2 separate regions of the Homo sapiens genome follow, and region 2 is linked to region 1. A link is an interaction called in ENCODE POLR2A ChIA-PET data of the cell type or tissue named here. Cell type or tissue: B cell. All regions are shown on one strand. Each heading gives the region's core, and the rest is flanking DNA. Links, peaks and the distances in the headings are about the cores only.

Region 1 (7,727 bases), core at 1,691-6,690:
GGGAGGGACTCAGAAGATGGGGGTGGGGATTAAAACAGGAGGTAAAAGCACATTTGGGGAGACAGCCAAGCAGCAGTTATACCGTTAAGCAATGAGCAGAAAAACAGGCTGGTTCATTTTGGGAGTGTAAACTCATCCTTCATAGGATGGCACCAAAATTAATTTAATGTAGCTCTCCTTGAATGCCTGTAATTTCACTGTTAGAAACCCCTGGACCCCTGTCTTAGTTTTGGCTTCTTCAGCACAAAGCACACATGCACAGCTGTGGAGTCACCTGATCAAAGCAGGTGGCTAATCTAGCTATCTTGGGGCCAAAGGGGAATACCTAGGTCATTATTAATCATAAAACGGCCGACTCTGGACTTCATCTTTTGTAAAAGGCAAAATGATTTTTAGTTTCCTCTTCTGTGGCTCCCTGGCAGAGGCCCAGCCAGCTGCTCACTGAGCCATAATGCATGAAACAGATTCTGACAGGAAAACAAGATTCCCTATTAGATAACAAGAAGTTCAAGCTATGGCCCTTTCCTCAGGGAGCATGATCAATGAACTAATTAATATTACTCTCTTAAAAAAAGACAAGACTTAAATATCTAACACCTGGAAACTAGATGGAAAAAGTGTGATCCAATTAACTAGGTTCCAAGGCTTTCTGCTTCCAAAATGGAGTGGTCCTGACTTCTCTCCACCATCCTTTCTCTAATGGTGCTCTAAGCCCAAGAACTTGGAACACCTGCCAGGAGCTCCACTAGGCGCTAGCTCTTCAAAGGACAACAATAGGTTGAACACTTTGATGTGTCAATAATTTAAAAGCCAATTAAATATTAACAGGATTTCCAGACCCTTCAAAGAGAATAAGGAGTGAGAGATTTCCTGCACCTAAAGCAAAGCCTGAAAGCTGGATTACGAAAGGAAATACCACTTGTGAGCTAAATTTTAATTAAGAGATTACACATGGGCCGGAAGTCGACGACACAAGTCTTCCCCTTAGCTTAAGAGTCCCGTTTGTTGCCCTTCCGATACAGTGCAGCTGCCATCTTGGACCAGGCCTGCTTGCTGACATCAAGCAGAAGGTGCCTCCAGAGTTCAGAGACAATGGAACAGGGTCCACAGTTGATGGACAAAAGTGAAGTCAAAAGCAGCTTTTAGTCTAGAAGTCCCTTCCCACTCCCACTCAGGACTCCATCGATAAGCCATAAGCCATCCCCTGCAAGGGCAACTGGCAGACAATGAAGGGGTCTTAACGTAGCTTATGACCAAATCTTTGTCTAAAGGCAGCTCCTATAAACAGCCAGATAATGGCATGAGTCATCCATGAGATCATTCCAGAATCTGTCTCTGTGTGGGAATATGCTTGGTGTGAGGAAAGAAACACAATTTGTGAATGTGTAATTTTCCACAACAAAAATTTTCTGGGGAAAGTGGGTGGGGAGGAAGGGGGCATGGGCCTGGAGCCAGGCAGGGAGCATTTAGGCTTGAAGGCTCTAAGAATAGAAGACGCTGTTCTCTGTGTCGCAAAATGATCAACACTCAGGAAATGGACCCAAGCGGATGACCTCATCTGAATGCCCCCAATGCCAAAAGTTAAGGATATAAACACCATGTGGAAGCTGTTGACAATTTAAAAACACACCCCCCAGAGGCACCTTGCAACTCCACTGGGAAGCCATCTTCTTCATCACATGGTCTCTGATGCATCTGTAGTAAGTAAGTGACTCCTGCGACTATCATACAGTCAAGTATGGTTATCTTAAGGGGTGTGAACCTACACACACATCACAGAAACTCTTTTTGCTGGAATCATCTAGTTTGGTGATTTCACATAACCTCCAATCTCAAGTTTACTAGGTTCTCTCCTACTTTCTTCTGGTCGGATCCATGTGTACAGAAATACCAACCCACATCCAGATCTCAGGAAGTAAAGAGCACTTGGTGGCTGGTGTCGGTTCCCTTATGCATAGGGACAATTCTAGGACTAGTTCTCCATACAACACCTGCAGTCTCTCACTCACCAGTGGGTCGTGCTCTAGAAGCTCCTGGGCTGGCAAGTTGGAACTCAGAATGCATTTTTCATTGATGCAGTAAGTGGAGATTAGCCTACCCAAGGCTCTCTGAGCCTATAATGTAACTGAATCAGCCCAAAAGCAAAAACAAGAGCTCGGGTCATAGAAGCAAAAGGTCAGAGGGTGTATGAGGGTAAAAAAATAGGAGGAAGTTGAGTCTCTCCTCTTGGTTTCCTGGTCCAGGCTTGACCCTCAGGAACTTTTTTTTTTTTTTTTTGAGATGAAGTCTCACTCTGTTGCCCAAGCTGGAGTGCAATGGCACGATCTTGGCTCACTGCAACCTCCACTTCTCAGGTTCAAGCAATTCTCCTGCCTCAGCCTCCCGAGTAGCTGGGACTACGGGCACATGCCACCATGCCCGGCTAATTTTTGTAATTTTAGTAGAGATGGGGTGTCACTATGTTGGCCAGGCTGGTCTTGAACTCCTGACCTTGTGATCCGCCCACCTCGGTCTCCCAAAGTACTGGGATTACAGGCATGAGCCACTGTGCCCAGCTGAGTAACACTTTAAAGGTCAAGTTTGTATTATTTCACCTTCTTCTCTGAACTTCCCTTTCCTTCTTAGGACTCCAGGACCCTTTCCCCTAAGCTATTCCTGTTTTTCACAATTCCTTCCCTCTCTCTACATGTAAATCCATAAATTCCTTTGCAGGGCCCAGGTTTCCCACTCCTGGCCCTATGGCGGTGGCACAGTAGCCCACAATGGGGGCTGGAAAGCGAGGGGAAGAGAAGTGGTCTTGGATAGAAGTGTTGGACAAGCTGTTTACTAAGTGGGGTCTGCCTATTTAGGAAAGTTGAGAAAGTTGCTTGCAACTCATTTTGTGAGCTGAGGGTCACCAAGCCAAACCACAAATCCACACTAGAAAAGAGAAGGCCGTGACTAATGTGGATAAAAGGCAGAAAGATTCAGGCTGGCCTTGGCAAGTGTTAGTTGAGGAAAAAGGAGCTGGTTTAAGGCTGGGACTCTTCCCAGAAAATGGCATAATTTACAAGCTTCATCTGAGAAGAGTGTTTACAGCTATGGGAAGGTTTGATGTTACAGTTACAGTGAAAAAGCTGGGCAACATCTGTTCCTCTTCTCTGTAATGGGCTTGTTTTGAAAGGTAGGATTTAGCAAGAAAGATCAAAGCAAAACAATGGTCTCCTCACGTTCCATAAAGTGTATGCATTAAGAAAAAAAAAAAAGACTGGAAGGAAATAGACCAAAATGTAAATGGTGGCTTTGTTTAGGAGGTGAGGCTCAATAATTGTTATCTTCCTTTTACTTTTATACATTTTTCAAATAGTCTTTAAGAAACATGTACTATTGAGGAAAAAAAGACTGAATAAAAGCAGATCTCAAGGTGAATCCATTATTTGTAGAATTGCACCACTGACAAACTCACTGTGAACCTGACTGGGAACTGCTAAGTTCAAGTAGATCTAGAAAGAGCAACATAATAGCTCTGTGATGGCCGGGCACGGTGGCTCACACCTGTAATCCCAGCACTTTAGAAGGCCGAGGTGGGAGGATGGCTTGAGCCCAGGATTTTGAGACCAGCCTGGGCAGCATGGTGAAACCCGACTCTACAAAAAATACAAAAATTAGCTGGGCGTGGTGGTGCATGCCTGTCATCCCAGCTACGCAGGAAGCTGAGGTAGGAGGATCGCTTGAGCCTGGGAGGTCAAGGCTGCAGTGAGCTGAGATTGCACTACTGCACTCCAGCCTGGGCAATACAGTGAGACCTTTCTCAAAAAGAAAGAAAAAGAAGGCCGGGTGCGGTGGCTCACGCCTGTAATCCCAGTACTTTGGGAGGCTGAGACAGGCAGATCACGAGGTCAGGAGATCGAGACCATCCTGGCTAGCATGGTGAAACCCCGTCTCTACTAAAAATACAAAAAAATTAGCCGGGTGTAGTGGCGGGCACCTGTAATCCCAGCTACTCAGGAGGCTGTGGCAGGAGAATGGCGTGAACCCAGGAGGCGGAGCTTGCAGTGAGCCGAGACCCCGCCAGTGCACTCCAGCCTGAGCAACTGAGAGAGACTCTGTCTCCAAAAAAAAAAAAAAAAAAAAAAAAGCTCTGTGACTGGACAAAAATGGAAGTGAAACTAATGCTTAATGAATATCTACTACAGCTTTCACATATAATATTTCATTTACTATTTCATTCATCTCCCTGAGGTGGACATTATAGTCCTTTTACGGAGGAGTGAAGCTGGGGTCAGTAAGGCTAGTTCATTTCCCAGGACTGAGGCTTCTGCCTGCCAGCTCGTTCCCAAGCACCACACTGCCTCCCTGGCCGCCGGTGCCCATGGGTACACGACAGCAAGGATGGGTAAGGGCTGTGGTTTTCCTAATGGAGGCACCAAAGGAGGTGGATGGCAGGAGTGGGGATGAATGGGCTACTTGTGCCCATTCCTGATTCTCCAGAAGAGCTCTCTGTTTAGCTGTTTTATTTATTGGAATTCTATGTAAACTGATACTGGAAGAATGGCTTCTTCAGCTTAAAAAAAAAAAAAAAAAAGTGGAAGCCGACAGTCTCCAAGTTCCTTCCAGCTTTAAAAGACTATATTTGAGCTGAAGAGTGCTCCTTACTACGGAACTCATTTTTGGTCTGGCATTACCTTTACCTTAACTATCTTCCACTTCACATACCCTTTAATGAATTAGCTCAGGGCCACCCCAAGCAGAAGTGGCCGTGCAATCTATCCCTGGTAATGATTAGTGGGACTCTGGGATCAACAGCTGTGTTATTTGAAAGGCGTGGGCACAACCCATACCCAGTCTTTATTCAATGCATGCCAGTAAGTCCTGACAGCTTCCTAACACATGCACCTGATTAGAGATGGCCATGCTGGGCTTCAGAAGGGCCTGGCAATAAGGAGTAGATTGTGTGTGGATGAGTGCGGGTGGGTGGTGGCGGAGAGGATGCAGGCAGGGGCTTCAGTCCACCCTAGACACAGAGAGGGGCTCCAGGGACAGGATAGAGCATCCCACTCTCTACAGAACCGAGCTTGGGAAAAATGCCCCCCCGCCAACTTTTTTTTTTTTTTTTTTTTCTGAGACGGAGTCTCATTCTGTTGCCCAGGCTGGAATGCAATGGCGAGATCTCGGCTCACTGCAACCTCCACCTCCCGGGCTCAAGAGATTCTCCTGCCTCAGCCTCCCGAGTAGCTGTGATTTCAGGCGCCTGCCAGTACGTCCGGCTAATTTTTTGTATTTTAGTAGAGACGGGGTTTCATCATGTCGGCCAGGCTGGTCTCAAACTCCTGACCTCATGATTCGCCCGCCTCGGCCTCCCAAAGTGCTGGGATTACAGGTGTGAGCCACCGCACCCAACCAAAAATGCCCTCTTCTTACTCTAGGCTAGATGCAATCTGAATATGTCCTGCTCAATATGGGGCTGTGTGACTTACATGTTGCTCACATGCTGCTGGTTTGGAGATGTTCAGACAACCTGAGTTGGTAGAGGACTAGATAAACCTGTCAGCCAAAAGCCAGGGAATTCCAACAGGGCTCGAGCAAAGACTGCAGAAGCCAGTGTGACCTTATCTAAAGGCCCTTGGCATCCTTGGGCTTAACATTCAGGGTGCAAGTATTTGTAAGCGGCTCTGTAGGTGCAGAGCACTCGTGATCGGAGAGAACTGCACAGGCTGCGAGGCTAATGCGGGGGGAGTCACCTGGCTAGTGGGTGGGAGGGGCCTCGCTGGGGCTTAGCACTTGCATCTGGGTGCAGCTCGACGCCCTCTTTTGTCACTTCAGGCTTAGCAACTTTGACTTTCACTGTGGGTGGGACAGAGTCACTTGGAGAGAAGCAGGACCCTGAGGTCCATGTCAGCTCATCCGTGTTAGCACCTTCTGGGCCTTCCTTATGGCCAACCATCCAACTCCATCCTTTTATGGAGGTGCCCTCAAGGATGAGGTGCCAGGCTGAGGGACCCTGAGAGATGCACTTGCTTCTGCTGAAGCAGTCCGGCTGTCCTTTGTTGGGGCAATATATATCTATATCTATATCTATATCTGTGTATATATCTATATATCTAATTATATATATCTATATATCTAATCTATATATATCTATATATAGATATATATAGAGAGAGAGACAGAGAGAGAGAGAGAACGTGAGCACTATATTCATAAACATAGCAATTCTCGAAAGTTTCAGAAACCTTGCTTCTACTCACCCAACACATAAAACCAGAGTGACCACTACTTTCTGTGCACAGTGCTGCAGATACCTTGAGGATTAAGATGCAATCCACACCCACAAGTGAAAAATAAGTTAAAATGTATATTATAAGCCCTGAGACAGGAAGGGGCTCTTAGTGGAGCTGGGGGTGGGGGAACAGGTGCTGGGGGGCACTGAGAAAGCTGCCTGGAGGGAGGGCTGAGTATCCCCAAAGGTGAGGAGAGCCTGATGCATTAAGGAACTATGGGTAGCTTGCTAGGGCTGAGAGAGGAGCTGTGCTGAGAGAGGGCTGGAGAGGAACGCCAAGGCCAGAGCCTCAAGGGCCCTGTTTCTGTTAAGTCTGGGGGACCACAAAGGAGGTTTTAAGTTAGGCCTGACTGAATCCAGAGCTCCTGGGCTTTGGAAATCCGTTTGGACATCTATGCAGTCTCACTAGACACTGTCTTGTCCTTAACAGGAGCACACCTATGGGGAAGGAAGGCACCTTCTAAGCTTCTTAGCGACCCGTGGTTCCCTGAGGGCTCCCTCCTCGGCCAGGCTTGGATCAGGGGCTTGAGTTCTCCCTGATCTGGGGTTCTTCAGTCTCCCCAGGTTCAGTTTGGGGACAGGCAGATCTTTTGGTGAACCACTGTGGCAGAGACCATAGACTAGCTCATGATACCCAGGTAACTGTTAAAAACTACATTTTCCAGGCTCCCACAGGGGGCCTAGGTTCTGCTAAGTGGAAGCACTCATGGGAAACCTGGAGGTGGAAGTAACACCTGGGGAGATCAGAACTTCTGGCAAGCCTAAGGTGGGGGCCCCAGATGGCAGCGTCAACAGCACTTCCATGGGAAGAGCCCCAGGGTATGGCTGTAAGTGGGTCCTGGCTGTGTTACCCTCACTGTGTTGGTCCTGGGTGTCTGTGCTGGTTTCTGTCTGTCCTGGAAATCCTGTAAGGTACCTGAAAACCACAGCCCCACACCCCAACCATCAGAGGGGACTCCAATGTCTGCAACTCAGGACACTGAGCATACACTACCCTCTATTCCACGCCTCTGTGTCTCTCAGAGCCACTAGGGGTTCATGCTGCAGGCAAGACTTTGAATTCCTAAAGTAAAAGAACATGAAGACGGACAGTTATCAGAAGCATCTCATTATATCTAGCAGACGATTTCCTATCGAATTCAAGCAAACTCTGTAAATCAAACAATATTTTATGAGCAGTTTAGAAAGCTCTGTGGCCCTGCCACAAATCCTTTTGTGAAGTGAAGACATGCCTGGTACTGTGATAAGGAATCCTCTAATGCAACAATGCTGCACCCTTTCTCAAAGAGAAGCGTTCTTCATGTATGGTATCAGGACATGAGAAAGACCCTTACTGCTCCCTAAATGGCTTCCTGAAGGTGCTCAGGGGGCAACTTGGGTGTATCGGGGAAAAGGTGCCAGGGAGACTCGAGCTGGCAGCACTTCAGGGTCATGAGCCAGGAACACCCACACCTCTGCAGAGAGCCAG
Region 2 (7,727 bases), core at 1,085-6,084, 53 kb after region 1:
AACATGTATATACATACAAATTATATTCCAAAATGTTAAACACAGGCCGGGCGCGGTGGGCTCACACCTGTAATCCCAGCACTTTGGGAGGCCAAGGTGGGCGGATTACGAGGTCAGGAGATCGACACCATCCTGGCTAACATGGTGAAATCCTGTCTCTACTAAAAATGCAAAAAAATTAGCCGGGTGTGGTGGTGGGTGCCTGTAGTCCCAGCTACTCGGGAGGCTGAGGCAGGAGAATGGCGTGAACCCGGGAGGTGGAGCTTGCAGTGAACTGAGATCGTGCCACTGCACTCCAGCCTGGGCGACACAGCGAGACTCTGTCTCAAAAAAAAAAGTTTTAAACACAGAGTCACCCCATATGACCAACAATCCCACTCCTAAATATAATCAAAGAAAGATGCCAAGATACATCCACACAAAGACATATACAATGTTCACAGCAGCACTGTTCACAATAGTCAAAAATGTGAAAACCCAAATGTGATGAATGAATGAAATGCAGTATTATTCTGCCATGAGAAGGAACGAAGTACTGATACATGCTACAACATGAACCTTGAAAACATTATGTTAAGCCAAAGGAGCCAGTTACCAGAGACCACGTCGTGTATGATTCTACTTATATGAAATGTCCAGAGTAGGCAAGTCTATAGAGAGAGAAAATAGATTCGTGGTTGCCAGAAGCTGGGATCCGAGAGGGGGAGGAATGGGAAGAGACTGCTAATAACCATGGGATTTCTTTTTGAGGGTGAGGAAAATGTTCTAAAATTAGATAGTGGTGACAACTGCACAAGCTTGTGAATGTACTAAAAACCACTGAACAATAACTTTATTTTTTATTTTTATTTTTCGAGACAGAATCTCACTCTATTACCCAGGCTGGAGTGCAGTGGTGCGATCTCAGCTCACTGCAACCTCTGACTCCTGGGTTCAGGCGATCCTCCCACCTTGGCCTCCCAATAGCTGGGACTACAGGCACATGCCATATCACACCCGGCTAATTTTTGTATTTTCTGTAAAGACAGGTTTTGACATGTTGCCCAGGACAGTCTTGAACTCTTGAGCGCAAGCGATCCACCCACCTCGACCTCCCAGAATGCTGGAATTACAGGCATGAGCCACTGCGCCCAGCCAAAATAGTAACTTTAAATGGTTGGTATGCAAATTATATCTTAGTAAAGCTGTTAAAATATTTATATGATATATAAAGTTTACATATGTAGAAAAACATATGTTGGGAAAAAATATACAGTAATAATGAAGCACCAAATCCCAAAATATACAACAGATTAGAACTGTTTTTAGACCTGCTAAGCCCTTGCTAAGATCCTTAGAGCTCCAGATAATACAATTTGAAAACTATGGATCTGGTTCAATTTCCTTTTACTGAAGCTTTGGAGAGGTTCAGACATGTCCAGGGAAGAGCTGGATGGTTGGGAGGGCAAGAACTGGGGACCAGACACTGTCATTTCAGAGCCATTCCCTTTCCTTTCAAATGTGGGTTACAGAGGTCCCGCAGGTGTCTGTGCGCAGCAGGCAGCAGGTTAGGCTTGAAGGCAGAGACCTGGGCAAACCCTCCCAGAGCAGGGCCCGCTCAGCACATCGACAGATGCTCCAGCACAGGCTACCTGGTGCTCCATCCCCAGCCACCCATCAGAGCCGCGTGTCACTCAGCACCTGCTGACAGCCACATTTCATCCACCCTCTCTCTCCATCTCTCCAAAAAGGAAACCTCCTTACTGCACACATCAAGGTGCCGTTTGGAGCTCTGAGACTTCCATTTCCATAACCTCCCATCTCCCTAACCTTTGGCGTAAGACATCCTTGCAAATTGCTCCCTTTTAAAAAGCCTGATCCAGTTTTCAGGAGAACTCACAAGCACTTCAGTTATCCAAACGGGAAGACAATACCCCAATCCGAGGTGCTTCCATCGGCCTTAGCAGAGGAAGTTTAATTTTTTAACAGCTCGCTTGGAAATATATTATTAGTGCATCTGCCTCACCGTATTCTTAATTAGCCACCACAGTTCTAATTACCAGGCTGTTCAGGAAGGCTTTCCAAAGTGAATTTGCAGCATGAGAGCTGTGCTTAAAGCCACGTGAATATTCACTTGGATGCAATGTGGATTCCACTGCTATTGGACTCTTCAAAAAAGTCTATGTCAGAGGTCTGAATGGACCCTTTATACCAAAGCTTTGGTTACTGTGGAAAATAATATATTCTTAACAACTAGGGAGGGTAGGGGAGACATGGTTTTCAACCAAAGTTTTCAGAAAGTGACTGGGTAAAATAAATGCAATTGACTACCACTGATTTTCCTAAGGGTGTTTAATGGTGTCCTTCTTTAGAGCAAGATCCTTCAACTGGGATCTCTCGACCTCTTGGGGATCTGTGGACCTTCTAAAATCAGATGCAAGGTGTGTGTAAGTGTCCATTTCCCCTCTTATCTAAAACAGAGTGTATGATCCCAAGAAAAGATTAGAATCCACTGTGAGAATGCAAAGGATGGAGGATGGGTTAGCAGAGGTAACGACAGGAACAGGGAGGGCAGGGTTCAGATCCAACTCTGTCTCTACCGTGTTAAGATGTCATTGTCATCACTGTCACTATCATTACCTACATATGAGTATTCAGTCCTAGGTGTCACAGATACAAAGAAGTAAAAGAAAATGTTCCAGCCTGGGCAACATGGCAAAATCCCACCTCTACAAAAAATACACAAAAAGTTAGCCAGGTGTGGTGGCACATGCCTGTAGTCCCAGCAACTCAGGAGGCTGATGTGGGAGAATCACTTGAGCCCGTGAGGTCGAGGCTGTGGTGAGCTGTGATCATGCCATTACACCTCAGCCTGGGTGAGACTCTGTCTCAAATAAAACCGAAAAAAGAAACATAAGGCTTGGTCCCTGTTCTAGGTGGCTCATGGTAGCTCAGAAAGGTTAACCCTTTGGTCAACACTCACAGGCCAGAGCTCGGAATGCAGGCAAGCTCTGAGCTGCCTGGTTTGGCAGGGATGTGAGGCTGATGGGGTCACGGGGAAGCAGAGTTCCTCTAAGGACGCAAGTCGTGGGTGAGTGACCTATGAGCAGCTGTGGACTCTGTGGCTCCGTTAGATGCGAGGGTTATCAGAGGGTGGCAGGGGTCTTGGAAAAAGAGAGACAACAGTCAAAGCAACATGAAAGAAGAGAAGAGGTCCTGCTCTGAAAAACAGGCAGATTCCTAAAGATCTCAAGGAGAAATACCACCACTTTATCAAAAAGAAAAAAAGTGTTACAAAACAGACTTTGTAAAGCTTTACCAAGACATGAGGCATGGCTAAGGATAAGCAGGGCTGATGAGAATGGTGCAGACCATGGCAAGGCTCAAGGCACATGGCCCCTCCTTATCCTCCATCACTCTGGGACAGAGCTCGTCACATTATAAACTCACTCATTGATGCATTCAGTCATCCACCCTTCATTTGCTAAGCACCCACTACAAGGCACCGTGGAATCCAGGATGACTAGAGCAAAAGCCTTGCCTTTAAGAACAATCCGGTGAGGAGACACACTAAGAGTTCATTATAAAACAAAGGCGCACTGACTGGTGTTACGGGAACAAGAATGGAGGACTCCCACCCAGGATAGGGCCATGAAGGAGATGTGGCCTGGATCTACAGATCACGTTAATGAAACCCATTAGCACTCCCTCCCCAATAACTTAATCTCTAAAGGAAAGAACAGGCCGGGCGCAGTGGCTCACGCCTACAATCCCAACACTTTGGAAGGCCGAGGCAGGCGGATCATGAGGTCAGGAGTTCGAGACCAGCCTGGCCAACACAGTGAAATGCTATCTCTACTAACAATACAAAAAATTAGCCAAGTGTGGTGGCGGACGCCTGTAGTCCCAGCTACTCGGGAGGCTGAGGCACCAGAATCGCTGGAGCCTGGGAGGCGGAGGTTGCAGTGAGCCAAGATTGCACTACTGCACTCCAGCCTGGGAGATAGAGCAAGCCTCTGTCTCAAAAACAAAAACAAAAACAACAAAAAAACAACCCTCAACCTTCTTTGCAGCCAACACTGTGGGAAGTCAGTCTTAACCTATTCTTTCCAAAGCAGACTTTCACAACGCCCTTTGAAGCTGAAGCTGTCAAGAATCAGGAGGTGAAAAGCTCATTCTGAGGCTGAACTGCGACTATGAAATTGGCTCTGAGATGTAATGCCTCATAGTCATCAAGAGCCCATTTTCCTGGGTTCATAAAACCCCAGCAGTCTGGCTTCTGCTATGAGACCAATAAAAAGCATAAGGGGCATAAATGGACCCAACGCCCATGCACACGCTGCTGGAGATGGCTAGGGTGTGTGGTCTTGGAACCCAGAAACACGTCAAGCTCAGAAGCAACCCTGCTACCAAACCCTCCAGAAGCCAGAGGGCAGGTGTGGATGGAAGGGGACTCTGTTCTGTGTGTGGTCAGACATTCCTTCGCACAGCACGAAGGCTCTTAGGAAGGACAACAGGCCACGTCAAAAACAGGCAGGCCCTTGTTACATGTTTATATTTCCTTTTGGGAACAATTTGCGCCATGCACTCTGCTAAGGGCTTTACAAACATCTTGGCATTCTCACAACACCCTTGTACATGAGTACTATGCTGACTCCTTTTGCAGATGGAGAAACTGAGGTTCCAACACAATATGTACATCCACATGGCCGGGGGATGGAAGATATGGATAACAACGTCTCTGCTAGACATTCTGAGGTCCCGCTCTTAGAAGGACAGCAGTCTGGCATCTCTGCCCTTCCAGAGCAGGGGGAGCTGAGAGGGATAGGGCATTGCTGGGCAATCCTACCCCCTCCCACGCGGCTACAGCTCCCACCAAGTCCAGGCAAGCATGAGCCACCTGCCCTCCGGCTGCCCATGACCCCACACAGTGGCGGACTCCAATTACGGGAAACACGAGGTTTTCAAAGGAACCTCAGGAGAGCCTCAGCAGCTCACACACACCACTTCAGACCCCTCATCCCAAGCAACAGGGCACCTATCCCACAGCCTTTCAAATTCTGATGAGGTCTCCAGAAGCTTGTTTCAAAGGAAGTGAGGCTCTTTCACCGTTTCTGCTGCTGTGTTAGAAAGCAAGCTCTTTTAGCTTCAAACAGCTTCAAAGTTTATTTTCAAATGAAAGTTATCTTGCCAAAGAAATAAAGTTTTACCCACTGGGGAGGAATGACTTGGGTTTAATGCCTTGGTTGAGCTGGGGGAAGGGGCTTCCCTCTTGGCACCATTAACATAAGAAATAACTGCTTTGCTGACAGACCAGGCACTTCTCTGTGAAATGTCTGGTGTTTCATGTCATATGTTTAACCATAATAGCGGGTCTTCAGGTGGCTGGGACCTAGTGGACATAACATATCATGCATACTTACATTACTGGAAAAGAGTCCTGATCCAGACCCCAACAGAGGGTTCTTGGATCTCGTGCAAGAAAGAATTCGGGGTGATTCCAGAAAGTGAAAACAAGTTTATTAAGAAAGTAAAGAAACAAAAGAATGACTACTCCCTACACAGAGCAGCCCTGAGGGCTGCTGGTTGCCCATTTTTATGGTTATTTCTTGATGATATGCTAAACAAGGGGTGGATTATTCATGCCTCCCCTTTTAGACCATATAGGGTAACTTCCTGACGTTGCCACGGCATCTGTAAACTGTCATGGCGCTGGTGGGAGTGTAGCAGTGAGGATGACCAGAGGTCACTCTAGTGGCCATTTTGGTTTTGGTGGGATTTAGCCGACTTTTTTACTGTAACCTGTTTTATCAGCAAGGTCTTTCTGACCTGTGTCTTGTGCTGACCTCCTACCTCGTCCTGTGATTTAGAATGCCTTAACCATCTGGGAATGCAGCCCAGTAGGTCTCAGCCTCATTTTACCCAGCTCCTATTTAAGAAGGAGCTGCTCTGGCTCAAATGCCTCTGACACTTAGAAGAATTCTGCAAGGTTCCCTATTAGTACAAATGGGCACTCACACAGGTCTGATTGCTCTTCTCCAGCACCCAGGGCCTCATCAGCAGGGACATGGAGCGAGGAGCTTAACAGGCCTGAGTAGCTCCGGAGGGAAGGAAGTGGAATGGCCGCAGGACCCTTCTGCCAGGCTCCACGTCCACCCTAGCCTGGGACGCAGCTTTGCTCCATGCCCTGTTTTTGTTTTTTATTAAAATGGTAAAAGATACATAGCATAAATCTACCATTTTAAGAGTATACAACTTAGTGGCATTGACTGCATTTACATTGTTGGACAGCCATCACCATTATCCACCTCCAGACGACTTCATCATCCCAGGCTGAAACTCTGCACCTAGTGAAGAATACTCCCCATTTTCCCCTGCCCTCACCCCCAGCAGCCATTATTCTACTTTCTGTCTCTATGAATTTGACTATTCGAGCAGATTCCACTCACAGAAGTGGAGGCACACACTGTTTGTCCTGTTACTGGCTTGTTTCACTCAGCAGGTTTCCAAGGTTCATCTGCGTTGCTGCATGTGTCAGAATTTCTTTCCTTTTTAAGGCTAAATCATACTCCGTTAAGGGTGTATACGTCATTTTCGTGTATCCATTCATTCCTCAGTGAATACTTTAGACTGCTCCCACCTTTTGGCTATTGTGACTAAGGTTGCCATGAACATGGGTGTGCAAATTCCACACCTGCTTTTTCCCTACTCTGAAAGGGCAAACTAGTGTCCACCCCATCAGCTGCCCTGGGGTTGGAGTTGCCCTCAGATCGCCCTGAGGGGCCTCCAGCATGAAAGGAGTAGGGTCAGTCCCGGGAGTTCCCACCAGTCCTGCCCACACAGCTGCTGGCATCACCTTGAGAGCCGTCAGCTCAGCTCCATGGAGTTACAGCAACCTGACTGCTGCATTTAAGCGTGTGCATGAACCGAAGGGCGCGAGCGCCTGCATGCCCTGTCTCCTTCCATGCCAATCTAGGGCCCCTCCCCCAAACATCTGCCCCTTCCCTCCAATGAGGCAGAGCTACCTGCCGAGGCCCCCAACGACCTGCAGCAAGCCTGGCTTGGAACCACCGCTTCCCACCCACCCCTCCCTGCTCACAGACCCCTCCTTGCTCCCATGGCCTCCCGGGCTTCACTCTGTTGCAGCCTGGTACTGTCAGGTGGATTTTCTTGTCTGGCTCTCCCTCTTGATTTAGAGCTCCCTAGGTCCAGGGCTGTAACTCATATTAGGTGCACAGTAAATGCTGCTGAATGTCTGAACAAACCAAAGCACAAGGTACTCCCCCCAATCCCCCAAAATAATTAGCACCTAATCAACACCACAGAAATTAGAAGCAACAGAATCTAACTAATATGATTTCCATATGGATGACATCTTGTTAGCCTTTTACAGTATATTTTGAATGAGCTAATGAAACTGCAAAAAGAGGCATGTGGTGAAACAGACCTTGAATTTCCAAACAGCTTTTGAAAAAACTGGCCTGTAGCTGGACCCTAGGGAGCCTGATCATTCTCCACTGGGGGAGGTGAAGAGCGTGAGGGGCCGAGTTCCTCCAGCCACATGAGGAAAAATCCAGGAAGTCTCCCAAAGCAGCCTGGAAAGTTTTCATTTTTTTTTTAAATTTAATAAAAAAAGATGCAGAATTGAAATAACCATTAAGCAAACATAAAAATATTAAAGCACACTCCCAGGAGATTAGGGGAAATAATTTCCGCTGATGATGATCTTGAGATTAGTTTTATCAAGT

What was found. ChIA-PET counts read pairs that join two places held together with the same protein. Peaks named below come from ENCODE experiments on the same cell type or tissue, not always from the same donor. Only the 100,000 strongest peaks of a DNase experiment are listed, where the experiment ranks them.
Region 2: POLR2A ChIA-PET joins it to region 1 with 6 read pairs; 6 of 35 experiments call an interaction of 5 or more read pairs at or near these places.

The regions. Positions count from the first base shown.
Region 1 is chr18:23,220,952-23,228,678 of GRCh38, reverse strand. All of the region lies in intron 4 of CABLES1 (Cdk5 and Abl enzyme substrate 1), which reads right to left. Among named protein-coding and RNA genes, the nearest start is that of CABLES1, 89 kb to the right of the region's middle. RefSeq lists an enhancer at 1,927-2,026. In B cell, for the core only: no CTCF peak of the experiment used is centred there; DNase peaks (open chromatin) are centred at 1,994 and 4,150.
Region 2 is chr18:23,167,090-23,174,816 of GRCh38, reverse strand. The region is part of intron 1 of CABLES1 (Cdk5 and Abl enzyme substrate 1); the gene reads right to left. Among named protein-coding and RNA genes, the nearest start is that of CABLES1, 35 kb to the right of the region's middle. RefSeq lists an enhancer at 4,623-5,556. In B cell, for the core only: no CTCF peak of the experiment used is centred there; no DNase peak of the experiment used is centred there.